2 separate regions of the Homo sapiens genome follow, and region 1 is linked to region 2. The links are chromatin contacts, found by Hi-C or POLR2A ChIA-PET in ENCODE. All regions are on one chromosome and are shown on one strand. Each heading gives the region's core, a stretch centred on a gene start or an enhancer-like site at or near the end of the contact. The rest is flanking DNA. Distances are from core to core; before and after follow the strand shown.

Region 1 (6,185 bases), core at 1,970-4,469, 6.4 Mb after region 2:
AAGGTAATTGCTTCTTACTTCAGTAAAAGTGACTTTATGTGACTGAAAGAGGGAGGTGATATTTTTTTAAGTGAGTGGCTAACAGGATTCAATCAGACAGCAAAGTAGGAGAGCCCACTCTGAAAATATAACTTCATCACCAGGCACCGACGCGCAGGAAAGGCCCACCAAGCACACGAGCTAAAATGGAGCCTGAATTTCCTCTCAGACGGAGAGGGTAGTCGCAGGAGGTCAGGGTCAAGGTCATCAGCAGGGCACGCTGCAGCTGCCCGACTGCACTACACACAAGAGGAGGGAAGGCGTTCCATCTCCGTCACAGACGAAACAGATAAATCCCTTCTCCTCTCCCACCCTCCCTCTAACCCCGCCAACATTTTTTTTTTTAAAGCAGGGGGAGAAGAGAAGAAAGGGAAAATGACCAAATAACCTCACCGCCCTGTTTTCGCACACAAGCTCATCAGCTCCCAAAGTTGCCATCTAAGGGCAAGTTCGCAGAGAACACTGAAGCCCATTTTGTCCAAGCACGGCAGACCTCCCCTGACCCCCTCAGGATTCCTGCCTCCTCTCCCTCCCCCCACACGCCCCCGACAAGAGCCCGGCAGCGGGGCAGTCCGGCCATGTGCACGCACACTCTTCCACCAACTGCTGCGAGTTTTCTGTGAATCGCAGCGCGGAGCCTCCCAACTCGCCCTCCCCGACTCCACCGCCTTCTCCTTCCTCGCACAAAATTTCCCTACACACGCAGCCGCCTGCGAGTGATTTTATGTGCATATATATTACATATGTGATATTATCCTCAGAACCTCTAGCGGGCAGGCGAAGAAAGGACTGCACAGGGGCATTTTTTTTTTTTAAAGGAAGGGGAAAAAAGCACAACCCAAGCCCTTTGCGTCGACTCCTGCGTACCGGGAAGGGGAAAGAAAGAGGAATGTTTGCGGAGCGGACTGCTTGCAAGTGCCCTTGCTCGCCACTTCGGCTGCGGCCCGGGTGACACGGAGGCGCGGGGGCGCCTGGCCCGAGCAGCCCGCGCCCCCCTCCCGGTCCCCTGGGCAGGCACCGCCGCGGTTATTTCGCGAGGGGGAGATCGATCGCCCTGCCTGTCTGCAGCGGAAAAGCACAAGCTCACACACAGCCCGAGCCCGAGACACCATAACCTTAACCCTTCCCCCACCCTCCGTGAACTTCAGGTGACCGACCACGTCGGCCTGACACCCGGGCGGGCGGGCGCTCCGGCTCCACTCCCGCCCCCAGCCCGGGTTTTGCAGGATCGGGCTCCGAGCAGCGCCAAACCGCCGGGAGAGGGGAGTAGTGTGGGGGGAGAGAAGAGAAATTGACCCTCCGTCTCCCCCGACCCCTCCCTCCGGCGCCTCCCGCGTCCCCTCCTCCCCGTCACCCCGCCCCACGCCTTCTCCCCTGCCCCCTCTTCCCTGCATTCAAGGAGCCGGGCGGCCCCGGGGGATATTTTTAGTTGCTTCTTTCTCCTTCACTTTTAGCTTTAGCAGCATCTCGAAACACTCAAAGCGGAGAAAGACTGGGGGGTTGGGGGGAGCTGGAGAGGGAGTGGGGGAAAAGTTAAGAGTCGCGCAAAGAAAAGCCGGAGGGAGGGCGGAGAGGGACCGGGGGCGCGGGTGGAGGAGGGGAAGGGGACCGGGCCGTGCCGGCGGGTGTGTGTCTCCAGTTGGCGTGTGTGGCTGCCGCCGGGGAGGGCTGTGATGCACTTTAGTCCTGGACTCTGCTCAGGCTCGCCAAGGAGGGGGTCTGAGAGCCCGAGTCTCGCCCGGCTCCGTCTGCTCCGACTGACCCCGCATTTTATTGCGGCCAGGAGCCCTGCTCCTCCCTCTCCTCCGCTCTGCAGGGACCTCGCGCGCCGCGAGCCGCCCTGCCTCCTGCCTTCGCCTCGGCGCAGCTCCCGCACCCCACATCCGCCCGCCGCTGCCCGGCCTCGCCCCCCGCCCGGCCGCCCCGCGCCCCGGCGCGCCCCCTCGCCTCGGCGCCGCGGGAGCAGCCGCCCGGCGGCGCGTGTGTACCCGTGTGTTTGTGTGCGGTGCCCCTACACCCTCCCCAGCCGCTCCCGCCTCGCCCGCCCCCGACTCCCCTCCTCCGCCGCCGCCTCCTCCACCTCCGCCTCCTCCTGCTCCAGCCGCCGCCGCCGCTGCCGCCGGCGGCTCGGGGGCCGACCAACCCCGGCGCAACCTTTAGCCAGGGACGGACCTCTCCCTGGATCCTGTACCCGGCGGCTGCTGCGCGCCCTCTCCCCGACACCCCCAAACGCCATGTCACGGCCCCCAGCCCTCCGCGCGCCCCGACCCCCGCACCCTCAGGCGCCGGAATCCACAAGGAATTTTTTTTTTTTTAAGATTCCAACCTCTCCCACCTCCCCCCACCAAACCCCCGATAAAACCCCCGGCATCCACACTACTCCCCTCCTCCCTTCTCTTGCCCCCTCCCCCCAGCAACCCAGAGTGAGGAGGGGGAAGGGGAGGGAAAGGGAAAAAAAAGCCCGATCTCAAGGAAAAAAAGGGGGGGGGTGAGAGAAAGAAAGAAAAAGAGAGAGAGAATAGAAAGGGCACGGGGCTGATCATCACCAACATGGCTGCCTCAGCATAGACCTAAACGAGGAGTAACCCGGGCTGTGTCTTTGTCAGTTTCACCTCTGTAACCCTAAACTAATGCAGAAAACAACGGAGGAGGCTGCGGAGGGGAAAGAGGAGAGGGAGGGCGAGAAAATGGCACGAGAGGAGGTGGAGAAGGGATGACTTACGTGAGGGAAGGCGCTTGGGCTGCTCCTGCTTCCTCCTGGGCATTTTCCCCCTTTTCTCACATTCTCCTCCTTGGTTAATGTGAGATCAAATAAACCCCCGTGGGGGCAGAGAGGCAGACACTGGCAGGAGCGGGGAGGTAGTTGGGGGGCGGGCGGGCGGGCAGGGGGAAACCCCTTCTCCGGTGTGTGCAATGGGTTGAAGCTTGTTTCCTGGAGCCAGAAGAGGGGTTTTCTTCTTTTCTTTCCTTTCTTTTTTCCTTTTTTTTTTTTTTTTAAATTTTTGGTCGTGCACCTGGCTTGTCCCCGAGCGTAATATTCTTCAATGGAAACGGATCTAATAGGTGTGAGTGTGTGTGTGTCCTATGCTCGCGTGTGTGATGGGAGGTATAAATAAATGAGTGCCGGTGCGGCGGTGTCTATGGCCGCGCTCTGTGTCTCCGAGCCCCTAACACTAATGTCGGGATCAAAGGGCAGCGGCGGCGGCAGCACAGCTCACAGCTCGCTCTCTTGCTCTCTCTCTCTCTCTTTCTCGCTCTCTCTCCTCTCGCGCTCTCTCTCTCGCTCTCTCTCTGTCACACACACACACACACAAGAGGCACAGACTGAGGGAAAGAGCGAGAGCTACACACACACACACGCACGCACACACACACACAGAGCAAAGAGGAAAGTGCCCCAAGGCTCCCAGGGCGGACTCAGCCTCGGATTTACAACCGCTCTGTCTGGAAAGAATGGGGGGCGCGCGTGCGGGGGTGGGATGGAGTTCTTCAAATTTATCCCGCTAGTCACCAAATCTAGGGGGAAAAAGTTTTTCTCACTCTTTAAACAACGATTAGTTCATTATTTTACTGACTTTTAAAAAGGAAATAAATTTCTCTCTTCACTTTCTTTTGTTTATTAAGCTACATTTTGTTCTGTATGAAATTCTGCAGGCTTTTGTCCCTACCCCATCACCTTAAATCTGGAGGTTATCGTCTCCCACACACTCTTCAAAAACATTCCAAAAAAACTAATTTAAAAAAAATGAAGACAACATATGGTGAAATCAATAACTTGGTTGACAGTTGACAGAATAAGTGCCCAGTTTTGGAGTGTCCACTGGAGTTAAAACTGAAAAATGCTCCTAAATGAACATTACAGCTACTTGACAAAGAGAGGAAAATAAGATTAGGTCACCCCTGATGGTTGCTTTAACTGCTACGTGATACTCCTAGAGTGCACACAGCAATCTTTACTTCGGAAATTCACTTTTTCCCCTGCTATATACTGCAGGTATATGAAGTTTACCCTGAAGCAATTCCAGTGTGCATTATGAGCCCAATATAGCAGTTTTCATTAACTGATACATACTTTCATTACCTTACAAATCACACATCTTTCTTCAAAGAGAGACATAAAGGAGAAAAATAGAAAAGGACGGGTCTCACTAGAGCACAAAAGGTACTTGGTGAAAGAGGACTGTTCTCTTTGTGACTTGCAGTCATTTGGATAAAAGTTCACTCAGAGGTTGTTAATGATTTAAACTCCAAAACCTGCTACTATAATTGAAATAAAAATGGTCTGAAGAAGAGTTGTTTCATAAAACTCTCTTTGTAAGAGGAAACTTTGAACTTAGCAGAATACATTATATGTCATGAGTCATGTAGCTAGAAAATAAAAAGGTGCATTATTTAACTACATCTTCCCTTTTTAGCTTTTTTAAAACTCTGACTCATCATCTTATTATGTTAAATATTTTCCTACCAATTTTTAAATAGACCTTTTCATCAAAGAAAGTGGAGGCACAGTAAAGACATAGAACATTAAAATGACACTCTATAAGCCTACATGGATAACTCATGCCTCTTTGAGGTTGAGTTAATTCTTACAACTTCAGTGGTGTTAAAGAGAGCCATGGGGGTTAAATTCTGACTTGCCTTATTAAAAATAATAATAAGGCTTTATATTGCACACTTTTATAAGTGAAGCTTAAAGAGTGCTGTATCTCCCAAAAGATGTCTTTCACTGATAGAGAAATCTCACGTTCAACCCCTCCCTGCCAACTCCCCCCAAAAGATCTAGCTTCCCAGTAACAAGTAATGCTATTGAAAGCGAGGTTTGAAACACCTGCATGAATTCAATCTAAAACCAAAACAGAGAGCAGTCAAGTTTAAAATGGAGCACCCTGTAATCCCAGCACTTTGGGAGGCGGAAGTGGGCAGATCACGAGGTCAAGAGATCGAGACCATCCTGGCCAACATGGTGAAATCCCGTCTCTACTAAAAATACAAAAATTAGCTGGATGTAGTGGCACACTCCTGTAGTCCCAGCTACTTGGGAGACTGAGGCAGGAGAATCGCTTGAACCTGGGAGGCGGAGGTTGCAGTGAGCCGAGATCGGGCCACTGCACTCCAGCCTGGCGACAGAGCGAGACTCCATCTCAAAAAAAAAAAAAAAAAAAAAAAAGGAGCATCATCCTTAAACCAGTTCTTCCTCAAATGTTGGTTTTAAAAAACTGGTAGTTAGGTTGCCCTGCATTATAATTTGAAATATAACTATCTTTCCACTCAGGTCAAATTCAATTTGCCATAATTTTGACTATTGTCGGTGACATTGGACTTGAAATTAATATATTAATGATAAATTAGAGCCCATCCTTTCCAAGTAGACCAATGCTCTGAGTGTGTAGAATCTTTACAGCTGAACAAAATGGTCACCACACTTCACCACTGCTCTCTCAGAACCTTTGGCTAGGGTGTTCAGGATTATGACTCTGCATAGACACACCACTACCTTTTCTGAATTGCTAGGACTCTTCCTAATGTTTAGTTTGCTATAATTGAAAACACACTTTAGGCCTTTCCTCAAAGCAGAGTACATTTCCTGCGACCTTTTAAAGGCATGCAGGAAAATGCTGTCAACTTTTAATTATATAGGTGTTCTATCAACAGCCAAAAGCATTTTTAAATTGAATTTATTCATACCTCCACCTCTTTCCAAAAATTATTTGAAATAGTACACAACAATAGAAAATGGAAATAAGGACAGAACAATTTCCGTTTCAATCTCAGGTTGGTACCTTTATGCTATAAAACACTCTTCAAGGTCATTTGCATCTCACCCTCAATCGCTGTATGCTCAGGGAACACAAACTAATTTTAATGTCAGACTAACAAAAACATTAGGAAAATAAATACTTGGGGGTTACGATAATGGATTTCAAAATCAAATGCATAAATAATTTTGGAAATGTATGCTTTTGGGATATATATACCCATGAACCATGAGCTTTGATTATTGTTGGCCATACTCATCAGATTGGAATATTCTATTTGATTCACCCCACCCATGGACTAAGCTTTAAAAAGCATATTTTATCTTAATAATTATAGTACTCTCTCCACCCCCATCTCCATTACCTCTCAAATGTGAAATTAAAATAGAT
Region 2 (5,867 bases), core at 849-3,348:
GCTTAAGCTACCTGCCCCAGCATCATTATTAATAGTGTGCCCTCTCATTCTCAAGGGGGTTCTGATTTTGGACAATAATGTACATAATTACCCTATAAAACAAAACCATCCCTGTTTATATGAACTTCCCTGTTTTCGAATCCAGTGGATGTTCTCAAAAAACAATACTGCCATTTCTAAAGCTCTTGGTCACAGTCTGCAAAGGAGCCTGAGGACTATGGACAACTGGACATATGTTTGTAAACAGCTTCAAAGGGGAATGGATGTGGTTTAACATGGAGAACAGTACCAGCAATTAAGGGTTTGTATTTAATTTTTACAAGTAAAAGTAAACGTTGAAGAAAGAGAGCAAGCCCTAACAATCTGAGATCATTTTTCCTTTATCTTTCACAACATGGAGGCACAAGAAGTCAACAACTTTTAACTTCTCAGAAGGCTCCCTGTGGATCAACTCAATCAATGTATCTGGGCCTCACTCCAGTAAGCCCCAACATTGGCTTTATTTATTAGAGAGATAAATAGCTCTGTGAGTTCACAACATGGTGAAAATTTTCTTAACAAAAACCACAGTCTTTAATTGGCTTCGAAGTTAGATGAAGAAATAAGTTTTAATATTGGCATTACATTGGATACTTTTCAAGAGTTCAGAAATATTAGTCTGCTTAATCTCCCCTTAAGATCTCAGAAGCACTGCAAAGGGAGTTATGTTTATGAAAACATTAAAACTGATTTTTCCCTAGTGTAACAATAACCATGTATCCTTATGCATTTGTAGTGTCGCCACTTTTTTTCTTTATCCTTCGTCAGAACTTGTGTTTATACAAATCAGACAGAAACCAGATTCAACCAACAGCTAAAAATTATTTACTCACATGCTTAGTTTAAAACATTCTGGTATCATACCACACCACACTGAAAAACATCACGACGTACTGTATGGAGTGGAACCAAATAAATACGCTAAAGAGTATTTTCCAGTATTCGCTGTTACAAAATCATAACATCCTATGATACAAACAACGAGATTGTATAACGTCCCCACATCGTTTTTTCAGAACTAACAAAAAAAAAAAAAAAAAGGTGGAGAAACTCAGCAAAACAAAGTGGCGAGAAAAGTCGGGGGAGGGGCGGTAGAAGAGAAGGGGCGGAGAAACACGACACTGAGGCGGTGATATCACCCACAGCCAACGGCATGGAATTCAGAAAGTTAAGTGTCACCCAGCAATCTCGGTGCGGACTCGCGGCGCGCCTGCACAGCGTGGCGGCTGCATCCCAGCCAAGCAGGAAGGGGGAGGGGGAGGCCTGACTGAGTTCGCTCGGGGGCAGCTGAGGGGAGGGCTGCCCGCCTCCCGGACGGCGCACGTTCGAGTCCCGGGTCGGGAGACTTGTCCGTCGCCCGACAATGATTTCATCTTTTCGGAAGAGCTGCCGCCTGGGCCGCGGCTGCCACGTGCCTGGTCTGGCCCCGTGCGCTGCGCCGGGGGACCTACCCGGACGGGGCCGCGGCCGCCGCGGGGCGCAGAGGCAGCAGAAGGGAAGGGCTGGCGGCCGGGAGGGGATCGGGGTGGCCAAAACTGGGCTAGGGGATTGCTCCGCGGAGTCCGCCGGCCTCAAGGGGCTGCCCTGCGGAGTGCACCCACCCTCCGCGCCCAAAGGCGGAAAGGCCAGAGCGCGGGGCAGGTTTCGCAACTCCGAGGGTGGATGCAGGCTGTGGCCGGGCGGGATGGAGCGGCCGTGCGTTTCCAGCGCCCCCGGCCTGGCGGAGCCCCATTCTCGGCCTGCGCCCCGCCGCGCAGTGCGCGCTCCCGGCGGCGTGACCGTGGCTGTCGGGCCCCCGCCCGAGCCGGGCAACCGGCCACCCGTGTAGGGGACAGTGGCGGCCGCGGGGCCCGGCGCCGCGCTGTTCGCAGCCCGCCACTCCTTCCGCGCTCCAGGCCCTCTGCGCCTCCTCCCCCGGCCCCGGAGAAATGCTTGTACCTTCCACCGCCTCCTCCACCATCTCGTCGTCGCTATCCATGGCGGCTGGGGACACTGCCCAGCTCGGGGCTGCGCGGCTGCCTCCCGTCCCTCTGGGTGCTCCCGGCGGCTGAGCGAGCTCTGGGGCTCGCGAGTTTGGAGGAGGAGGAGGAAGAGGAGGAGCAGTCGGGGCTGGCTCGCACTGCCTCCCCCTACAGCCCTTTCAATTCCTTGGCCTTCAGCTGCTGCGGCAGCAGCCGTCGTCCCCCCTCCCTTCGCCCACTTGCCCCTCGCCTCGGAGGCTCCGGTGTGCCGCCTTGGCCGCTGCCGCTGCTGCAACTTTCTCCTGTAATACCCTCTCTTTGTTATCGAGCAGCTGATCCGCTGACATCACCCAGCGCCGGTGCGCTCCCTCCCTCGCTGATTGACAGTTCCCTGTCCCTTTCCAGAAGTAAGGCTCCTTAAAACGAAAGGCGCTCCGGGGCCGCGCGTATTCCGCGTCCCAGCCAACCCGCCTCCGGCCCGTCAGCGTTTCTCTTTTGCTTAGGTGCGGCTTGGCGCGCCCCGAGCGCTCAACGCGGTCCTGGGCGCTGCGGGCTTCTCGCGGACACTTGGACCGCCCGTAGGGGCTCCGAGCTCCCGACCTCCCGTTGTGCCGGGAGCAACTTGAAAGTCCGTCGTGCACTGTCCGTGTTCCCTCGAGACAACCTCCAAAGTGCCAGGGAAGCTAAGGAAGCGTTTCTGACGCTCTGGCGCCTGGACTTCCTCTCACCCTCGCCCCCACATCACCCCGTCGCCACCGGGAGCTGCACGAGTGCGACACGCAAGGGAGCGCAGGTGTCCTCGCGGTCCCGCATCACATCCGCAAGCCGATTTCCCCAGCTCGGGGGCTGTTATCTGGCCCGGATTCCGCAGGATGGCGGGTCCACCCCAGCGCCCCCACTCCCCGCCCTCCTTCGGGTCGCCAGGCCCTCGGGTGATTCAGAAATTCATCAAATCCAAATGGCAGCGGGCTCTCTGTCAGGCAGGAAACAAGCCGCACCGAAGGCTCGGCAGGTTCCTCCTTGCTGCTGTGGTAATGGAAAAGGAGCCGCCGAGTGGAGCTAACGAGGAAGGAAGGACCCTCCGTCTGGCGCGCCTCTTTCCCGCGCCTCCCGCCCTGTACGTGTGATGTCCCCAGCTGTCTCTCTGTTTCTCCAAGTGCCAACCACTTCACAGATTCAGGCGTCCTCAAGTGGAGAAAACCATTGGGCACCCGGCTTCCGGCCCGGCCACTTAGTGTCGTTATGGCGCTGCCTCTTACAGGTGGCGGTAAAGGGCGACTGTAAATAGCCGATTAAACAGATGTAAATGTACACAATGTACCGTGGAATTACCGGGTGCCGCTCTGGGCACCCGCCAAGAACAGCTACTGCATGGAGGGGAGGAGGGAGCAAAAAAAAAGTAATTCCATTTTGTTTTCTGATCAATGAATGAGACTTTGGGGATTTCAAAATACTTCCAGCGCCCAGGAGACTACTCCTTGCTTTTGGCTCTGTGCTTAAATGGTAGATATTTTTGTCAAGTATTGCCGGCTTGTTTCTTAAAGTCAGCTTTTCCTCTATGAAAAAGAGAACAATGCTAGGGACATTAGCCCCACACACTTCCAGGAATTTCAGCCCCTTTGACTGTTTTAGAAAGGGGAGGGTCCTGGACCAGAAGTTAGGAGACTTGAGTCCTGGTGCTGCTCACCTGCAGAGGTGTCTTGGGAGCCCAGCCAGCCAGCCTGAATTCCTCCAGATTAGAGGCTTAGTCTACATTGACATAAGGTCCTTGGGGCTTAGGCTAGAGCACTCTGAGGTTCTTTGGCTCAAGCAAGACACCCTCTAGCTTAGTCTATACCTCTCTGAAGTCTCTTGGCTTAGGTTTGACCTCCTTAAAGTCCTCCAGTGCAGATACTGGGAGTCCAAGGCTAAACAGAGAAGGTGTACGTGCAGTGGAAGATGAAAGAGCCACTTTAGGTTACATCATTTTCAAACATGAACCACAGAAACAGGATTTTATATCTGATTTTTAAAAAGCCATCATTTACTGAGCTCGGTCACTCACTGGTTTTGAATTATATGATATTTTTTCTCATTTAACCTTTTTACATATCACCCCCTCCCTTGCATATTATACTGGTGCACTAAAACATACCAGATACTCGTCTTCCCCAGTTTCCAGTTGATTTTCAGGGTGAAAAACAATGCTGAAAGCTGAAGGAAGCAGCAAAAAGACTTTATTCTCTTACTCAAAGGCAGTGAGGCAGGGCTGGGAGGCTGGAAGAAATCTCTCAAGACGTACAGAAGACACAGTTTCATGGTGGGTGGGTACGTGTGGGAGTGAAGGAGAGGGGAGGAATCATGTTGCAAGTGTCCAACTGTCCCCTTGGTGCTGTGAGGTTTTCCCAGCCTGTACTAAGCACCCAAACTGTCAAGCGCTCCCTTTCTACCTACTACCTTGAGAACACCTGAAACCCTGCCTACGGCACCCCCCAACCCCGGCCCCCGCCGTCGGTGAAGCAGGGGTCCTCTGGACCTACAAGAGGCAGGGACAGGAAGGGAGCAGGGTCTTTCTAGCAAAGTCAGTAGTGATGCGGGGTCAAACTACAGAGAACCTTCACCAGATCTGCACATGAGGCAGGCAGCAGCAGGGACACAGTCCCATCCCTCTTCCCCCACCATTCATTCCTGCTGGCTCTGGGCCCAAAGCTGGGGCAAAATGTTTTTATGACTCTCTTAAGATCCACTTGTATCTTTACAAATCATGTTGTGTATGTTTCGAGTCTCCTTCTCTAGACGGACTGATTCTTATTTATGGTCCTAGAACACAACACAGTGCCTGGTACAGAATGTGGGTTAAGCATTGTCAGCAATGATTTTGCAGATAGGAATATTCTGTTTTATATAAACAGTGCTGAGGCTTTCTCACAGACTGGATTCTCCTCCTATGTTTTGGCAAAGTGCTTTGTTTCAGTTCAAATCTGAAGAGCATTTTTGAGTTGTTCTACTTTCCCACATCGACTGGCCCCAAATCTGCTTCCATCGCATTCTTTCCCACAGTTTTCTTCATTGAGAGCTGATTTCATAAACTCTCTTTCTACTTGGCTTTCCACCAGTTTCCCCTGTCGTACTCTGTCCCCACCAATGTGGTCATGGGCTAGAAAATCAATAAAACTCTTAATCACAAACAATGTGCAGCAGCAACAGCAGCAGCAGAAGTAGTGTGGCTCAGCTCCTAACTTGGCAGATCCCAGTGAGACAGAACAAGCTCTACCAGGGAGGAACGGGACCGCACAGGACATCCAACATCTAGGCTGGGTGAGACTTGCTTTCATGTTCACACTGAGAGTGACTTTTTTTTCCCTGTCTTTGGTCTTGAATCAGGAGGAGGGGTGACTTTTCTAAGCTGCTCTGGCTTAGTTTCCATTGCCTCCAAGGCTATATTCCTTCTCTTCATACCCAGCTTGGGAAACATAATTCCCTCTTCCATTGCAGCAAGCAGTCAAAATACTGAGTTAATTTTATTCATTCTACCACCCCTGTCTTTCCCTGGAGAAGGCTGGTGCTTACATACAAGACTGATATAACTTTTGCAATAAATATATTTTTACAAGCTTCTTGTATTTTATGCACCTTCCTACATTTAGGGGAAACAATTCTGTCAATTCGCTGCTATGCATGCTAAGCGAATTGTGAAACAAGTAGTGAATGTGGAACTTATGTGGGATTCACTACTGTTGGCTGTTACTGACTCCTCATCCTGCCCGCTGGCAGGGAGTGGAGGGGCCCAAGCAGTCTTCTGGGTCTCCATGTATTTGGGAGGGAGGAGCCTCTGAGACCTCAGCGGTAGGAAGTCGCATCAGAGCCTCTCCAGAAGCCCTGGTGGCT

Evidence for each region. A loop is a pair of places that touch in the nucleus more often than their neighbours do. ChIA-PET counts read pairs that join two places held with the same protein, here RNA polymerase II (POLR2A). Pooled maps may share reads with other maps.
Region 1: a loop to region 2 is called in a map of sigmoid colon, with 14 times the contacts of the local background. The contact joins the promoter of ZNF827 here to the promoter of SETD7 in region 2. A Hi-C loop is called at or near these places in 2 of 168 maps with a recorded cell type or tissue (naive thymus-derived CD4-positive, alpha-beta T cell and sigmoid colon) and 9 of 50 pooled maps. POLR2A ChIA-PET finds 5 or more read pairs at or near these places in 1 of 52 experiments (HEK293).

What each region holds. Positions count from the first base shown.
Region 1 is chr4:145,935,604-145,941,788 of GRCh38, forward strand. It overlaps ZNF827 (zinc finger protein 827), which reads right to left and starts at 3,220. Exons shown (of 15, transcript NM_001306215.2): 1 at 2,762-3,220. The coding sequence starts at 2,804. RefSeq lists silencers at 883-1,462, 1,563-1,972, 2,093-2,162 and an enhancer at 2,537-2,596.
Region 2 is chr4:139,554,121-139,559,987 of GRCh38, forward strand. It overlaps SETD7 (SET domain containing 7, histone lysine methyltransferase), which reads right to left and starts at 2,099. Exons shown (of 8, transcript NM_030648.4): 1 at 1,978-2,099. The coding sequence starts at 2,017. RefSeq lists silencers at 1,407-1,596, 1,727-1,896, 1,957-2,016, 2,237-2,346 and an enhancer at 3,087-3,256.